Linked DNA regions of Homo sapiens: region 2 is linked to region 1. The links are chromatin loops, found by intact Hi-C in ENCODE. Cell type or tissue: B cell. All regions are shown on one strand. Each heading gives the region's core, and the rest is flanking DNA. Links, peaks and the distances in the headings are about the cores only.

Region 1 (6,112 bases), core at 2,177-4,676:
TTGTCATTTTTGCTCCAGATTTTTTAAGTGAAAATATTTCAGATACAGCTGTAGCCCTTTATATACCCTTCCAGTGATGAACCTACAGGCTGCTTCCAATTTTTCCTACTACAAATAAGGTTACAATTAACACAAATACAGATGAGAGCTCCCCTGGAGTCTATACTGTAAAGTTAAATTTCTTTGTCCTAGGGAATGCACATTTTTAAATTCACTGGATATCATCACATTGCTGTCCTGTTTATAAAAACTTACATTTGTGTTTGACAGTGGTTGATAGTTATCATTTCTCTACATCTTCACCAATAGCTGGTATTATCAGACTTTATTGCCAGACTGGTGGGTGTGAGATGGTATCAGATTGTTTGATTAGCTGTGAGGCTGAGCATGCTTTAAATGTTTAAATGTCTTCTGTGTCTTGCCTGTTCATATCCTTTGCCCAATTTTTTATTGGGTTGTCTGCACATTCCTTATTAAGTTATAGGCATTTGATATGCTGTATGTTTCTTATATCCTATATTTTATGTTCCACATTTTTATATGTTCTTCTTTTTTATTTTTGAGACAAGATCTCATTCTGTTGCCCAGGCTAGTGTGCAGTAGTGCAATCTCGGATCTTTGCAGCCTCGGCCTCTTGGGCTCAGGTGATCCTCTCAACTCAATCTCCCAGGTAGCTGTGACTACAGGCTTGCACCACCATGCTCAGCTAATTTTTGTATTTTTTTGTAAGATGGGCTTTCGCCATGTTGCCCAGGCTGATCTCAAACTCCTGAGCTCAAGCAGTCCTCCCACCTCGGCCTCCCAGAGTGCTGGGATTATAGGTGTGAGACACCACATCCATTTTTCTATGTTCTATGTACAAATAGTCCCTGACTTACACTTAGGATTGTTTGACTTACAATTGTTCAACTTTACAATAGTAGAGAGCGATATGCATTTAGTAGAAACTGTACTTTGCATTTTGAATTTTGATCTTTTTCCAGACTAGCAATACGCAGTACAATACTTTCTCATAACGCTCCACAGTATTTCATAAATTCCATGAGATTTTTCAATACTTTATTATAAAATAGGCTTTGTGTTAGATGACTATTGCCCAACTATAGGCTCGGGTGGTTGTTCTGAGCATGTTTAAGGTAGGCTAGGCTAAGCTATGATGTTCCATAGGTTAGATATATTAAATGCCTTTTCCATTTATATTTTCAACTTACAATGAATTTATCAGGACATAATCCCTTCGTAAATCAAGGAGCATCTGTACTAATAATTCACTATTTTATGCTTTGCAGGTGTCTTTTCAAAGTCTGTGGCTTGTATTTTGATGTAGTTTATAATGTCTTCTATTATACAGAACTTTGATCTGGTCAAAATTATCAATATTTTCTCTTATGATTTGTGCTTTTTTTGTGTACCTTAAAAACTGGAAAATCTTCCTCATATTTCTTCTGGAAGCTTTATTTTTTTTCACAGTGGAATTTTTTGTGAATAGAGTGAGATAAAAATGTAATTTTATGACCGGCCCGGAGGCTCACGCCTGTAATCCAAGCACTTTGGGAGGCCGAGGTGGGTGAATCACTTGAGGTCAGGAGTTCGAGATCAGCCTGGCCAACAGGGTGAAACCCCATCTCTATACAAAAAATTAGTGGGGGCATGGTGGGGCTCACCTACCAGCTACTCGAGAGGCTGAGCCGGGAGAATCACTTGAACCTGGGAGGTGGAGGTTGCAGTGAGCCAAGACCGCACCACTGCACTCCAGCCTGAGCAACAGAGTGTTCTTATTTTTATAATTTATAATTATAAAATTTATAATTTAAAAAATTATATATATAAAATTTTATTTTTTCATATAAATAATTAGTTGTCCTAGCACTGCTTATTGGATATTTCATCCTCTACTCTCTACTAATCTGTAATGCCAGCCAGACCATCTTAATACATCAAATTATAATCCAGCATTCTTTCTAACATAGCATATATAAGTGGTATTATAAATCAATGAGAAAAAGATGACATCCTAGTCAAAAAAAATGCTCAAAGCACATAAACAAAAAATTCACAAGACAAGATATGCAAATGGTAATAACTATATGAAGAAATAGCCTCATTTAATTAGTAAAGAACAGTAATTTAAAGCCACAAGATACAAACATTCATTTGCCAAACAGTCAGAGGTTCTACCTGGCATCACTGCCAGTGGAAGAGTAACTGATAAGGTTTTGGGAGGGTATTTTGGCAATTTAGCAGCCTTTACATGAACATATGCTTTCCACTTTTAGAAATTCTACTGCCAGGATTTTATACCTACACTTATAGAAATTATATGTCCACTTCTAATAATTTATTGTAAGGAAATAATTAAGAGTATACACAAATATATGCCATAAGCATGTGATTTTAATTATAAAACCCAAAACAACCTAAATTTTCAAATAAGGGATTGGTTATAATAATGTTGCATGGTATATCATTAAAACACATAAAAAGCAGTTTTTAGATTGGTGATTTTCAACTGGTGATTTTTGTAGCAGAGCCCTGTTTTGCAAATAAACGCGCATGTGAAACCCCAATGTGTGAAAGAGATGGATGTGAGGATGCTCCTGGTGAAGGAGTCAGGCAACCCCATCACCCACCTCCTTCAACATCTTTAGGAGGGTGCTAAAAAGAAGACTGTAAAACGCTCCACGGAACCCTGAAGACAGCACTAACACCAAGTATATTTACCATGTATTGTTAAATGAAACAATTTGCTTTTAAAAAAAAAAGAATTGATTCATCTTTTAAATGTACATATGAAGAGAGAATAAATGAATATATTCCAACAGTCTGGACACCAGTGTATTCACAGAAGGGTATGGAATTATGGGGATTCCACCCTTCTTTTCTGCTTCAATGTATAAATTGCAGTGCTTTTATAATAAAGTGAAAAGCAATGGGAAATGAGATGAAACAAAGAGGCATTAATTCAGACCAGAGCACAGAGAAGAAGGAAAAGGGAATATATAGCTATTGCCAAAATAGTGACATACAGCAAACAACCACAAAAATCGACATGGCACAGATACAGCAATAAACACATTTCTCAGTCATCTGTGGGTCTACTGGCTTCATCTTGTTGATCTCTAGGTCAGCTGGAGTGGCTTTGTCCCACATGTCTTCATTTCAGGTACCAAGTAGAAGGAACCGAAACCACCCAGGGAAAGCCCCCAGGCAAGGGCAGAAACCCAGGAGGCCAGCAGAAGCCTGCAGGGTCTTACAAGGGGCAGGCTGAGAACGGGAACCCTCTCACTTTGCCCCATTCTAGTGGCCAAAGCAAGTCACAAGACCAAACCGAAACTCAATGGGCAGGGAAATACAGTCCGCCCAAGATGAGCAATGGCATGGGTATGAATGGAGGACAGGAAAGAATTGGAGTTAATCCTTCAATCCCTCACAGTATGGAGGGCAGGGTCTGTTGACAAGCAGCAAGAGGTACCCAGGAAGGCAGGGCCTGGCTGTCCCCACCAGCACCCCAGACACCCACCTCAGCCCAAAGAATGGCTCAGAGCCACGCTTTCTAGGCCATGAAAGGAGAGGGGCCCTTTCCCTCGTGACCCCAGAGCAGATGGCAGAATACAGTCTAGGAGGAAGTTCCAGGAGGAACATGAGAAACCTCACAAGCCTCGTGCAGTTTAGTTTCTGATAACCACTTCTCTTTCTTTGTCTCATGTTTCCCTTCCTTCGTGAAGTTCCTAGAAAGTGTAAATTTTTCCTTACCTTTAATTTTTTCTTTAATTTTTCTTTACCTTTTTTTTAAGTTGCCATCTAATCTGCCCTTGAAATGCTCTATTCTGTGCCAGTTGTCCATTTCAAGATGGAGTCACTTGTTTCAAACCCAAGCAAAGTAGAGTCAGGAGCCTAAGAAGGGAGGGTCCTCATGCACATGCGCCTACAATAACAACGATTACAGCCAAACACAGTGGCTCACACCTATGGTCCCAGCTACTTGTGAGGCTGAGGCGGGAGGATCACTGGAGCCCAGGAGTTGAGCCCAGGCTACAGTAAACTATGATCACGTTGCTGCACTCCAGCCTGGGCAACAAGGCAAGACCCCATTTCTAAAAAGAAAAGGAAAAAAAAGGACTATTACAAAGACTCTCTGAAGGCTGTGACACACATATGCCTGTAATAAGGACTATTTCCAAGGGCCTTCCCAACTGCAGCCTGCCACAGGAGTCACTGGACGGCCGGCCACATGTTGGAGCACTCTCACCTCACATGCCATCTCCACTAAGAATCTGACCTCAACTCCTGTGCCCAAGTAACCAATGTTCTCTTTGTTCAAAAACAACTCAACAACTCCTGTGCACTCCTCCTTTTGCCTTTATTTTTTTGAGACCAAGTTTCGCTCTTATTGCCGAGGCTAGAGTGCAATGGTACGATCTTGACTCATTGCAACCTCTGCCTCCCAAGTTCAAGCGATTCTCCTGCCTCAGCCTCCCAGGTAGCTGGGATTACAGGCATGTGCCATCATGCCCAGCTAATTTTGTATTTTCAGTAGAAATGGGGTTTCACCATGTTTATCATGCTGGTCTTGAACTCCGGACCTCAAGTGATCCACCCGACTCAGCCTCCCAAAGTGCTGGGATTATAGGCGTGAGTCACCACACCCAGTCTTCCTTGTGCCCTTAAAAGCTTCCCCTTGCCTCAGCCTCCTGGATGCGCCCATGGCTGCTGTGGCACGGGCACTCCGCATCACAATCATGCTGCTCATTTCCAAATAAATTCATCATCTTTGGAGAATCGCTTCTGTTTGTTATTTAGGTTGATAATTCTTCAAAAAAAAAAGTCTATGACTTCAGTGACAAAGAGGGAAGCTGGGAGGTCGGGAGGAAGGTGTGTTAGGAAGAATGTGTCTGACTCTGTGGTTAGTTGGGGTGGGGACCCTTCAGCCTCCTGAGTAGGAGCGGCAGGCCTGGGAACAGGGGAGTCTCCTTCCTAGGTCCTATTGCCTAGGCCCACATGATGCCTACCTGAGGCATATGCACAAAGAAAAAGTCCTTAAAATTTTGTTTTTCTCTAGAACAACCTACAGTCCTAGGGACAGACACACCATCCTCCTAAGTCCTATCACACCCTGGAAAATTGTAACAAAAAGGTGACAGTCTCCTTGGGGCATTGCCTGCAGCCTTAGCTAGGGGCCATCCTAGTTATCTCAATTACTCATCCAATTTGTGATCAGCCCTAAGTTCTGGCTCACTCTAGCTCTCTCCTTCGACTTCCTCATCTCCCAAATGGAAGTGACTACCCCGACCTACCAGGCTGTTGTGGGAACCGAACGATGTGGCAGAGAGTCCAGCTCAGCTTCCTACCGTTCCACGAGGGCCACTGAAAGGCCAGTCCTCTTCAGCCTGCAATGAGAGAGATTGAAAGTGGAAGCAGGTCTAAGCTCACAGAATCAGGAAGAAGGTAGAATGCTGAATACACTTCTTCCTCCAATCCCAAATGCTAGAACTGTGTTTCTATCGAAGTTTTGTCATCGACTTTTTAGAATCAGAAAAATGATTAAGAAACATGAGCTGAGATATGCAGGTTCCTTGAGCAAATAGGATTTTGTACAGCAGACACCTCCTGGTGTCTCATTTCCTGAGATCCCCAAAGTGAGAGATAAGAAAGCTGTGGCCGCAGCAGAGACTTGAAACAGTGACCAGAGACCAACTCTTCCACAGGAAGGTGTCTGCACAGAAGACTCACAGGGGCAGCTGACAAAGATCTGTCTATAGCCTGGTCCACAATAAAGATCAGGGGTTGGACAGGGTGAGACACCCAACACGGTGGCTGGAGCCACCCCCTGTAACTATCAACAAACTTGCAGCCCAAGGTCGAGCACAAATAAGTGGGCACAGAAAGACACTTCAGGACACGAGCTACAGAGAGGCAGCCACCTGGCCATCCTCCAGCTGCCTGAGGTTTGCAGATGCCCTTGATGCCACCCCCTATCCCTCCCAAGCACTCTCCTCTCCGTGCACACAGATGCTTAACAAGAGCACCTATGACTCTCCACAGACCAGAGCACCAGGGACACAGTGCCCCTGGGAGATGCTGCCACCAAGGCCAGATGGAAAGAACACCCCTG
Region 2 (6,112 bases), core at 2,173-4,672, 910 kb before region 1:
TAAGCTAATATTCAAGAAAATGTAGACTATCCTTGTGGCCCTGGGGTTAGGGAAAGGACTTCAACAAAACACAAACCATAGGCAATGGATTTGATGACATCAAAATCAAGGTTTCTGTCCAATGAAGGATGCCACAAACAGAATTAACAGAGGGATGAGGCAACAGTGAAAAGATATCCATGACATCTAAAATAGACAATGGGAAATTGCTAGAGATGACGCTGGAAAGCAAGGCTAGGGTGAGCTGTGAAGGGCTGTCTTAGATCAAGCTAAGAAATGTGGACTTCATTCTCGAGGCCACAGGAACGCACTGGAAACCAGTGGGCTACAGTGCTTGTATGGATGGCTGCAGTAGCTAACTGGTCTCCCCAAGTCAACTCATGCCACCTTCAAATACATTCCCCTACTGCGTGACCTTTCTAAAACACAAACAGAATTGTGTATCACTCCGCAGCACAGATGTCTTCCCATGTATCTTAGGAGAAATGTACTAACACTGAGGAAGGTCATCTAGTTTCTCGTTTCCCAACAGCTGCGCTACTGACATCTGGGACTGGACAAGTCTTTGTTGTGGGGCCTGTTCTGGGCATTGCACATTCAGCAGCATCCCTAGCCTCCACCCACTAAATGACAGCAGCACAACCTCCCCCGTCACCAAGTTATAAGCACCACAAATGTCTCCAGACAATGCCAAATGTCTCCTGGGAATTCACAGTGTGGCCTCTGCTTGCCCCTCCATCCTTAAAAAGCACTCCCCTCCCCTCATTCTCCACACACAGCCACACTGGACCTTCCTCAGTTCCTCAAATTCACACCATAGTGCTCTGACATAAGGCTCTCAGTCTGGAACGCACGCCACCATGGCCTCCCCACTGTCCTGACACAGCCTTAGCTCTTCTCCTTCAAGAAGAATTTGCTGGAACTGGCATCTTACACTCAGCACACCTTACATTCCATTCTCTAACATTTTATCTAAGCTGTAATGAGTGTCTTTCTTCCCACTATCATAGAACAGACAGTAAATATTTATTGGAAAAGCTATTTTCTGCTTTACATTTTTATTTTAGTAAACTTCTAAATCACTTTTGGATTATAAATGAAATAAAGCTACAAATTTTTGAAAAGACATTGAGAAAAAAAGGGAAGTCATTATTTCTATATTTGGTTCATTAAAAAATTATGCATACTTTGCCATACATACCTAGTTGTAGTTGCTTCTTATTTATGACAATTTTGATATAATTTTCTTGAAGTCCAAAGGTTTCAGCTATTCTGTAAAATAAAACCAGTGAAAATTGTAGGAAAACAAAATTGCGATTTATTATCCATTAAAAAGACATTAGCCAGGCCCGGTGGCTCACGCCTGTAATCCCAACACCCTGGGAGGCCAAGGTGGGAGGATGGCTTGAGCCCAGGAATTCAAGACCAGCCTGGGCAACAGAGAGATCCTATCTCTACAAAAAATTTTTAAAAATTAGCCAGGCCTGGTAGCCCATGCCTGTGGCCCTAGCTGCTTGGGAGGTTTGGGTAGGAGGATTGCTTGAACCGCGAGTTTGAGGTTGCAATGAGCTATATTTATGCCACTGTGCTTCAGCTTGGGTGACAGAGCAAGATCCTGTCTCTAAAAAATAAATATTTTTTAAAAGAAGGCTTTAATCATGATAGCTCTTTTATCCATTTTATCAGAAACACCCAGGATTTCAACTGACTGACTCACAAACATCACAATAAAGCCATCTTACTAGACGGCTATTTGAAACTGTAGGAGACAAGGTCCTTTTTAAACTTTCCGTTTTACTGCTTGTTTCCTCAGGCAGTGGAGACCACAGTGCTGTAGATCCATGTGAACAGGAAGCCCTAGTTGCACATCCGGAGAAAATCTACCTATACCTTCTGTGGTCTCCCTGGAGAAGCCCATAGCGGGGGCTGATCCACAGGGTCTTCTACGCATGTGTGTTGCATGCCACTTCCTGAATCCACCCCTGACAGCCCTGATGTAGACCAAAGAAGGAAATGAGAAAAATCAGCTGAAGAAATACACCCGCTAGCTAGCCCTGGAGGTGCTCCAAACACCATTTTAAAACATACAAGGAGATGAAATAACCCACCAGATCTCAAAGTTAGGATTTCACTAGTATGTGGCAAACGTGTGTGTGTGTGTGTGTGTTTTACAGATGGGCCAACAGCCTGAAATCAGATAAAACACCGTGCTGAAGGTCATAGCAAGCTATTAATACATTAGGGAAAAAAAATAGTAATTCAAAACTAATGAGCTAGTGAGTACCAGGTGTCTCCTGCTTGTATCACTCACTCATTCACTCAAACATGCACCAAGTGCCTACCATATGATAGGCATGGAGTTCCCACCTGCTCGGAAGTTACACCAGGAAATAGTGCTTGCAAGTCTTGAGTCCTCACTTTGCCACTTACCTACCAGTGACAGCTCTAATAAGTCCTTCAACCTCAAAGCCTCAATTTTCTCTTTTATAAAATGAAGATAATACCTGCCCTACCTATCTTAAGAGGACGCTCACAGAGGATCAAATAAGCCAATGTAAAAAGGCCCAGAGCACCTAGGACACAGAGCACACAGATACTTACTTGGACCTCAGTTCTCTGCCAGTGATGTGCAATCGGGTCTCCAACAAGTTTTTCCTATCCTGTTAAAAATAAGACAAAGTAAAACGTACTTGAATTTAACCCATTTTGGAGAGATTACCCTGTGAAATCAGAAAAGCTGACGGCAGAGGATATAAACTGAGTTCACTGTTAAAAACTAAAATGCTGCCTGCCTAGAAGTCTACTGAACATAACCCAGCACAGGCTGACCCTGTGACCTGCACGTCCTCAAGGGGGCGGCAGCGTGGCACCACCAGGCAGGGCTGCTCAGAGGGGCCGTCTCACACAGCTGGACGTCTTTAACATTTCAGAACATTTCCACCATCCCTCAAAGAAACACCATGGCCTGCACCCCATTCCCTCCCCTTTGCCCCCCAGCCCCTGGCAACCACTAATCCATTTTCTGCTGCTACAGATTTGCCTATTCCGGACATTTCATATAAATGGGATAGTGCAGTACGTGGCCTTTTGTGTCTGGCTTCTTCCCTGAGCATCATGTTTTCAGGTGCACCCACGTTGTGGACGCATCAGCACTTCATTCCTTTGCATTGTGAACAGTTTTCCATCGTATGAATAGACCACATTTATCTATCCCTTCATCTGTTGATGGACATTTGGACTATTTCCATCTCTCAGCTACTGAATAGTGTTGCTATGACCATTCATGTATGAGGTTTTACATATTAATATATATGTGGGCGGCAAGCCACCCAGGTGCCAAGGCAAGAGACCGAGGGCACAAATTGTTCCAGTATAATAAAGAAAATATATAGAATAAGAATAGTTACACTAGAAATAGATTATAGATATGATTATATATGAATATCATTATTAGTTTGTAGTATTACTCTTTATTTCAATATTACAATAATCTTTGTTCTACAATTATAACCTAGGAAAAACCAGGCCACACAGAGATAGGAGCTGAAGGGACACAGTGAGAAGTGACCAGAAGACAAGTGTGAGCCCTCTGTTATGCCCGAACAGGGCCACTAGAGGGCTCCCTCGTCTAGCGGTAACTCCAGTGCCCGGAAAGGCCCTCGTTACTTAGCAGACCTTGGTCTAGCGGTAGCGCCAGTGCCTGGGAAGGCACCTGTTACTTAGCAGACTGGGAAAGGGAGCCTCTCCCTGGGGTAGTTAGAGAAGACTCTGCTCCACCACCTCTTGTGGAAGGCCTGACATTAGTCAGGCCCGCCCACAGCCATCCAGAGGCCTAAACGTCTCCCTGTGACGCTGTGCTTCAGTGGTCCCGCTCCTGTTTCACTTTCATGTTCCGCTCTGTACACCTGGCTCCGCCTTCTAGATAGCAGCAGCAGAAAGTGAAAGTATTAACGTCTTTGATCTTTCTGAGAAGAGCATAGAAGAAATAATGACGTAAGCTGTCCTCTCTCTCCGCCTCGTCTACCTACAAGGGAAAGGCCCCCTGTCCGGTGGACACATGACTCCTGTGACCTTATCAATCATTGGAGATGACTCACAGTCCTTACCCTGCCCCTTCTGCCTTGTATCCAATAAATAACAGCACAGCCAGGCATTCGGGGCCACTACCGGTTTCCGCGTCTAGGTGGTAGTGGTCCTCCGGGCCCAACTGTCTTTTCTTCTATCTCTTTGTCTTGTGTGTTTATTTCTACGATCTCTTGTCTCCGCACATGAGGAGAAAAACCACAGACCCAGTAGGGCTGGAGCCTATGCTCTTATTTCTTCTGAGAGTGCTGGCATCGATCAGTCCCAAGAGGCTCTGGGTGCCTTGCCACAGTGACATTTCTAGATGCAAACTACCTGGCCATGGCAATGAGAGGAGGTGACCCCACCCAGATCTCCTCGGCCCTGCTTGAGAGCACTCAGCGGACTGCCCTCTGACCTCTACTGGAACAGGAAAAGGATGAAGCCTTCTGTGCTGTGTCCTCCTGCACAGGCTTCTAGGAAACTTGGGAATCCTTTATTCCCCATTATTTCTCAACGTTCACACGCTAGAAAGGATCAGAATGTGACATACAGCTCTGTGGCATTTTAGAAGCCCAAGAGGGTCTCTAAAAGCCTACCTTGGGAATGTTCCAGTTTAAGAATTTGTAACATTGACTTTCAAGCTGATAAATTGTTCAATATGTAAAGTCACTTAAAAGAATTCTGACTTTGGATTGTAACTTTCCAAACAACAACAATTTATTTGACCTCATCACTAACTGGACATTAGTGCCTACTCAAATTTAGGGAAATTACTCACTTTTTTTAGTCTTGGTGGTAAAAACACCTCGATTGTAGCAATTCCCGTTGTTCTATAATTGTCATTTCCTGTTCCACGCTCAATTGCCTTGCAACGTATTTCTTCTATTACCTTTTCTACTTCATTTTCACAGCATTCTAGTCTGTCAGAGTACTGCTTAGCAAGGTCCTATCAAGAAAAATCAGAAAATGCAATACTGACTTAAAAAAAAAAAGGCAAAATATAGAAAAGGGCATGAAAGACTCTAAGGCCATCAACTCTGATGAGTGGAGGTCGCCCCGTTACACTGCAGTCCACACTGTGGTTTGACATCTTGAGAGGTGTGGAGTTTAGAGAGGCCAGGAAAAAGTGAAAACACTTATTTGAGACTGGGCGCGGTGGCTCATGCCTGTAATCCCAGCACTTTGGGAGGCCGAGGCAGGCGCATCACTTGAGGTGATGAGTTTGGGACCAGCCTGGCCAACATGGTGAAACCCCATAACTACTTAAATACAAAAATTAGCTGGGCATGGTGGCGTGTGCCTGTAGGCCCAGCTACTTGGGGGGCTGAGGCAGGAGAATCGCTTGAACCCAGGAGGCAGAGGCTGCAGTGAGCCAAGATTGTGCCACTGTACTCCACCCTGGGTGACAGAGCAAGACTCCGCCTCAAAAAAAAAAAAAAAAAAAAAAAAGCAAAAAGCAAAAAACAAAAACATTTATTTGATAAATGTTTTCTACCTACAAATAGTAAAATAATAATAATAATAGAGAATCTTCTAAGGAGAAGAAAAGGGTGGGCTATGACTTATGTGACTGTGATCTATTTAAAAAGTATAATGAACTGTTCAACTCCACTGGAAGGGAAAATGAAAAAAAAACCCAGAAAATATTCCAATTTTTCAAACTTGTGAGAACAAATCAAGTTGGACTTAAACAATTCTCTTAATGAAAATCTGTGAATCATGGGTACTAGTTGTAAAACTATTTGTAAGGGAGAGCTTTAGAATTGAGAAAAAAAAGAAGATTGAAAGGGCTCAAGAAAGGATGGGAACCAGTTATTACTGAGAGCAAAGTCATTATGGTTCCTCCCCAAAAAAATCCAGATGAGTATCTCTAATCTAAAAATCTGAAATCGCCAAAATTCAGCATCTGGAGATGCTCAAAGGAAATGCACACTGAAGTATTTTGAATTTTGAATTTTCAGATTAGGATGCCCAACTAGTAGGTATAAAGCAAACATTCCAAAATCCAAACACACTTCCAGTCCCAAATATTTCAGTTACGGGATAC

What was found. A loop is a pair of places that touch in the nucleus more often than their neighbours do. Peaks named below come from ENCODE experiments on the same cell type or tissue, not always from the same donor. Only the 100,000 strongest peaks of a DNase experiment are listed, where the experiment ranks them.
Region 2: a loop joins it to region 1, with 6 times the contacts of the local background. A loop is called at or near these places in 1 of 110 quality-filtered maps.

The regions. Positions count from the first base shown.
Region 1 is chr7:150,433,012-150,439,123 of GRCh38, reverse strand. LINC00996 (long intergenic non-protein coding RNA 996) reads right to left here and starts at 5,470. Exons shown (of 4, transcript NR_034033.1): 1 at 5,295-5,470. RefSeq lists enhancers at 3,039-3,138, 3,359-3,578, 5,230-5,329. In B cell, for the core only: no CTCF peak of the experiment used is centred there; DNase peaks (open chromatin) are centred at 3,233 and 3,573; H3K4me3 peaks cover 670 bases; H3K27ac peaks cover 2,227 bases.
Region 2 is chr7:151,347,972-151,354,083 of GRCh38, reverse strand. NUB1 (negative regulator of ubiquitin like proteins 1) reads right to left here. Exons shown (of 15, transcript NM_001243351.2): 3 at 4,844-5,011; 4 at 2,602-2,660; 5 at 1,202-1,272. Among named protein-coding and RNA genes, the nearest start is that of NUB1, 9.2 kb to the right of the region's middle. RefSeq lists an enhancer at 3,523-4,402. In B cell, for the core only: CTCF peaks have their summits at 3,395 and 3,595 (motif pointing right); DNase peaks (open chromatin) are centred at 2,853 and 3,973; H3K4me3 peaks cover 1,073 bases; H3K27ac peaks cover 2,403 bases.